Linked DNA regions of Mus musculus: region 1 is linked to region 2. A link is a contact called in ENCODE Hi-C or POLR2A ChIA-PET data. All regions are on one chromosome and are shown on one strand. Each heading gives the region's core, a stretch centred on a gene start or an enhancer-like site at or near the end of the contact. The rest is flanking DNA. Distances are from core to core; before and after follow the strand shown.

The links. Hi-C counts contacts between places; a loop is a spot of excess contacts on that map. ChIA-PET counts read pairs that join two places held with the same protein, here RNA polymerase II (POLR2A).
Region 1: a map of heart shows a loop between it and region 2 (1.9-fold over the local background). The contact joins the promoter of Nfat5 here to the enhancer-like site in region 2. A Hi-C loop is called at or near these places in 6 of 37 maps with a recorded cell type or tissue (Patski, T-helper 1 cell, heart and 2 more). POLR2A ChIA-PET finds 5 or more read pairs at or near these places in 3 of 5 experiments (Patski and embryonic stem cell).

Annotation. Positions count from the first base shown.
Region 1 is chr8:107,292,216-107,294,915 of GRCm38, reverse strand. Nfat5 (nuclear factor of activated T cells 5) reads right to left here and starts at 1,446. Exons shown (of 15, transcript NM_018823.2): 1 at 1,018-1,446. The coding sequence starts at 1,090.
Region 2 is chr8:107,253,093-107,255,792 of GRCm38, reverse strand. No RefSeq gene overlaps it. Among named protein-coding and RNA genes, the nearest start is that of Nfat5, 39 kb to the left of the region's middle. Within about 2 kb of position 1,277, at least 1 of the 3 ENCODE cell types and tissues checked has a DNase peak (open chromatin) inside an H3K27ac peak, as active enhancers do; it is heart, where a contact is called at or near this core.

The DNA of each region.
Region 1 (2,700 bases), core at 197-2,696, 39 kb before region 2:
TGAGTACAGATGGGGGCATTTTTGATTTGATACCCCTTGCAAGGGGAACCTGTTCTGACACATTCTTGTGGTGTCCAGTGTAGGAATTTAACCCCAGCAGAGATCACCTCAAGTATTAATGTTTTAGATGCTGGGAATCCCCTGCAGGCCTTAGCCAAAGTAGTTTTAAATGGGATTTTCTGTTCATTGCCTCCTCTCTGCACGAAGCCCTTGAACAGCAACAGAAGAGAATTTTTCTCAAAGGGCAGGACTGTGCCCGAGCCTGGTACTCCAGGGAGAGGAATACAAGTACTCCAAGGAGGGCATCCCTATCTTTGTAAAAGAGAAGTAATTAGAATGTCACGGAGGTGGAAAGAGAGAAAGAAGATTGGGGCCTTTTCCAGGCAAGAAGATGACGAGGAAAGGAAGAACGCCTGGCCGAGGGGGGCCGTCCCGACATGGGGAGGGAGTGGACTAGGCCGGGGAAGGGGGGGGAGTAGGACGACCGCGCACAAACAAGACCAGAGGGAGAAAAAAAAAAAAATGGTGACCCTGAGCTCCGAAGCCCCTCGGGGCCACGCAGCCCGGCGTGGGGCAACTTTGCCAAAGAGGAGAGTCCGGGGGACACGAGCCGCGGCGCCCCGATTCCACCCCCCCTCCCCGGTGTCCCCAGCAGCGGGACCAGTGGGGTGATTCCCGAGCCGGGGGAGGACTGGGCCGGCAGTCCGCCGAGTGTGGTGGAGTCCGGACCCGCCGACCGGCAGGTTGCGAACCTCCGGGACCGCAGAGGACTCTGGGGGGCGCGCGGACCCTAAGCCCCCCGCCGCGCCGCCGCGCCGCGCCGCGCTGGGGAGGGGGGCGCCGCTCGGCAGCTCCGGGATCACCCCTGGCCCTCCGCGGCCAGCCCAGGACTCTCGTGAGGGGCAAGCCCGCCCGAGCCCGGCCCCGACGGGGGACCCCCCCACCCCAGCCCGGGACTCCGCGCGCTCGCGCTCCCCGCCCCCACGCCCCACCCCCCCACCCCCCCATCTGACTCACCTCGCGAGTACAGGGACTTGGGCGATTCCAGGTCTAGGTCCGCGCTGAGCAATGAGATGAAGTCCGAGGGCATCGCAGCTCGACCCAGCCCGGCCCGAGGGCAGCGGGAGGGGGGGAGCGGCGGTGGCGGCGGCACCTCCTCTCCGGGATCCGCGGGCACCGAACCGGGGGCGGTGAGGCGAGGGCGGCAGCCGCTGCCTCCTCCTCCTCCTCGAGGGCAGTCACTTCCCACCCGGCCGAGCGATGAGAAGGGCGGCGGAGTGGAGGGAACAGCTCTGCGGAGTGGAGAACTGACTCCCGGTGAGTCCAGAGACCAGAAGCTTCGGACCGGGGAAAGGGGAAGAGGGAGAGCCAAACGGGTCCGTTTCGGGCTTCTCCTCAGCGCACACTGACGGCCGCCGCCACCGCCGGCGCCGCTGACAGGAATCTGAGCCCCGCCCCCTCGTGGGGCACTGCGCACGCGCGGAGGGGGGGAGGTCCGGGAGCCCGGAAGAGCCTGGCGGCCGGCGGAGGGCGGACAGGCGCGCCACGGAACAGCATCAACAAGGGCTTCGCTTCCTGCCGTCGCTGCTGCGGCCGCTGCTGATCCCGGGCTGGGAAAGGGCCCCGCCAGCCAGCAGGGAGGGTGGAGGGAGGCGGCCTGGCTTCTGGGGCCCTGAGAAGGGAAAAGATTTTTTTTTTTTTTTTTTTTTTTTGCCTCGACCTGGTGGCGGCGAGCCTGAGGCGGCCGGCCCTGCTCCGTGGTGTACTTAGGAGGACACAGACCCTGGGGGACCTGGATGTCAGCCAGGAGGGGAAAAGCCCTCCAGGGACTTGCAGCGATCGAGGCCCGCTCGCTGGAGCTCAGCACTGGGGAATGGAGTTCCACAGCTTGGACAGCAACCGGGCCCTTCGGGGTTTTTCATAGCAGTGTCTGCAGTGAGCTGGTCAAGGGGCTATCAGACTCACTTTTTAATTAAGAAAGGGCAAGCCATACTCACCACCACCACCACCATCACGAGTTACCAAGTTTTGTTTGTGGATTTTGTTGTTGTTGTTCCTGTTCGTGGATTTTTTTGTTGTTGATGATTTCTGTTGGCCCACTCTGGCCTGGAGCTCACTATGTAGATCAGGCTGGCCTCAAACTCACAGAGCTGTGCTTGCCCCTGCCGGTCAGAAGTCACCATGCTCGGCTATTGATTCTTTTTAATGAAAATATTTTCCCCCCACGTTACCCACCACACCAAATTTACGGCGACTGCATTTATTTATTTATTTAGACAGGTGATTTTGTTATGTAGGTCTAGCTGGCCTGCAATTCGCTGTGTAGATTTAGACTGGCCTCAATTTTAGGGCAGTTCTCCTGACTCAGCTTTTCGAATGCTGGGATTACAGAAGAGTACCACCATGCCTGGCTTTGATTTTTGTTGTTGTTGTTGTTTAAGTTTATGTATAATGATGTCTCTGATAGTGAATGGTCGAATTTACTCCGGAGTGGAAAATAAAAGACAATTTAAAAATGGGATCATGTGAGTCCACATGGCTTGTGTGTAATGCACACGCGTGCGTGGGGTAGGGGGAGAGAAGTAAGCAAACATACTCTTCCACACGGGTTTTCATTTTTTTCACTGTGCTAAGGGAGAATGGAGGGAAAACATGTAAATGAGATTTTTTTGGCTGCTCTGTTCTCGGGGGCTAAAAGTT
Region 2 (2,700 bases), core at 28-2,527:
TAAGTGGAAAAATACTAAGGCAAATCCTATGATTGAGTCTGGATAACAGAATTATGGGTGAGTTTTTCAGTTTCTTGACACTCTTCTGTGCCTTCCCACTGTCCTGTGGGGTACAGATATCCATGTGATAATCCAGAAGAGGACAAAAGAGTTCCAAGGTCCCTGTAACTGCCCCCCCCCCATCAAAAGCTGTCCTTTCTTCTAAAGACTGGATCTTAGTCTATTTATTTTCTGAATTCAAATTTGAAGGTTTCAACTGATTGAGCTCTCCTTTGAAACTGAACATGGAGGGTACAGGGTGATGCCCTGATTCCCTCTCCCTGTAGGGCAGGGATATCTTCTCCCCAGAGAGCGAACCTGGGAGAAGCAGCCCTGGCTCAGAGCATCCCTGGGCAAGGAAGTGAGTCACCGTGTGAGTCAGACCCACCACCCTGTTTTCATTCTTGGTATTGTTCCATATGGCTGCTCCTCTCCGTCACCTTTCTCCTCTGAACCACATGCGTGGCCTTGTGGTGGCCCCTGCACACCTTGTAGAGGAAGACTCCTGGGGGCTGGCCGTGTAAAGTTCACTCTCCGCGGCGCCACCTTCGACTATCCGGATGCTCTCCTCTCTGCTCCCATGAGTCATAGGGTTTATCAGCAATCCCATTTCACAAAGGGGGAAAAACAGACTCCCAGAGGCTAAACACTCAGACCAGAGCTCACAGCAAAGAAGCAGCTGACACTTAAACTCAGGCCTAGCCTCAGACGCAGCTGGACTCTCCTGGTTTCTGTTTCCTGGAGCTCTCTCATCTAGGTCTGGCCCAGACTAGAATACTAAGAAACAGACTGTCTGCCATGCTTCGTCACCTTATATTCATCTGTCCAGGGTCTTCTTCTAGGCTTCTTGATCTCTCACAAAATGTGTTTTTGAGATAGAGCCTCTAAGAGCCTTATATCTGGGGCTAGGGGTGTAGTTCAATCGGCAGAGCATTTGCCTGGCATGTATTAGACTCTGACAGACATTTACACTAACCTGTGAATTTAGGTCTATCTTATCTCCCTGAGGAAGGACCTGCAGGTAAAGTTCTTCCCTGTTGTAGCGTGAGAGATTAAAAGGAATTTCTGCCATTGAGAAACAAACAGGGGAGAAAGAGTGTCTTACTTCTGCCCCCTCTAGAACCAGGCTGCAAGCCACTCTTGGCCTTTTCCCTGGGAGCCCAGACTTGCTTTCAGTTTATCAGCTAAGGTGGGTGGAGCCAGGACGGAGTAAGCAGATGCTTACTTGGTGTGGCTGCCCTAAGAATGCCACCCCCTCACAGATGCCACCACCCCAGAGTCTCGCCTAGGGATTAAACACCCCCCTTTCATTTTAAGCATGCTTGTTCTTTTGGTAATACAATGTTTTATACATCATACAGTCATATGAATCAAAAGTGACATACGTTACACACACATGCACTAACTGAAAAATAGCTCCTTCCAAGTTTTTTTCATATCCAATTCCTACCCTACCTCTAGTCTCCACTCGTAGGTATGTTTTAAGTTTGTGTGTGTATGTGTGTGTGTGTGTGTGTGTGTGTGTGTGATTACACACACACACGTACCCACCACAATTCTTTTCTTTTGAATTTACTTTTTTATTTTACTTTATGTTTTAAACGTGTCTGTGTAAGAGCAGGTGCATATGAACGTGGGTAGCTGTGGAGGCCAGAACAGCCTGTCAGACCATGTGGTGCGGCAGCTACAGGTGGTCGTGTGCTGCCCAGTGTAGATTCTGAGAAGCAAACTCCAGTCCTCTATAAGAGGAGCAAAGCTCTCTTAACTGCAATGCCACATATCCAGCCTCTACCGCATCTCTTTTAAAAATCAAAGCTCTGGGGTACTTTGTAAAGGCTAAAATGCTGCTATAAACTCCTGTTGTTAAAAACTCCAGTACAAAGGCATCTATAAGTATTTTGTTTGTTTGGGGTTTTTTGTTTTGTTTTGTTTTTTGTTTTTTCGAGACAGGGTTTCTCTGTATAGCCCTGGCTGTCCTGGAACTCACTCTGTAGACCAGGCTGTCCTCGAACTCAGAAATCTGCCTGCCTCTGCCTCTGCCTCTCAAGTGCTGGGATTAAAGGTGTGCGCCACCACGCCTGGCTTAGTATATATATATTTTTAAATAAAAACATCTTTAGTTTCTGTGTTTTCCTTTTCCTTTGGGATGTGTGTGTGTGTGTGTGTGTGTGTGTGTGTGTGTGTGTGTGTGTTTGAGTCTCACTTCTAGCCCTGACTAGCCTGGAACTCAGTGTGTGAATCTTTAGTCCCCACATTTAGGGAGGCAGAGCCAGATGAACTCTGCAAGTTCGAGGTCAGCCCAGCCTATGTAGTGATTTCTAGGCCAGCTAGAGAAACCCTGTCTAAAGAAAACAAAAACCAAGCTGTAGGGAATAAGCCAGGAAACAGTGCTCTCCCGTGGCCTCTGCGTCAGTTCCTACCTGTAGCAGGAAGTCCTGCCTTGGCTTTCTGCCCTGTTGTGCCGTTAGCTGTAAGATGAAATAAACCCTTCCCGCCCAAGCTGCTTTCAGTCAATGTTTTATCACAGTAATAGAAATCAAACTAGGATGGCTATGCATATCTGTAATCCCAGCACTTGAAAGGTTGAGGAAGATCATTAATTCGAGGTTAGCCTGAACTACATAGAAAGACCTGGTCTCAAAAAAATTATATATATATATA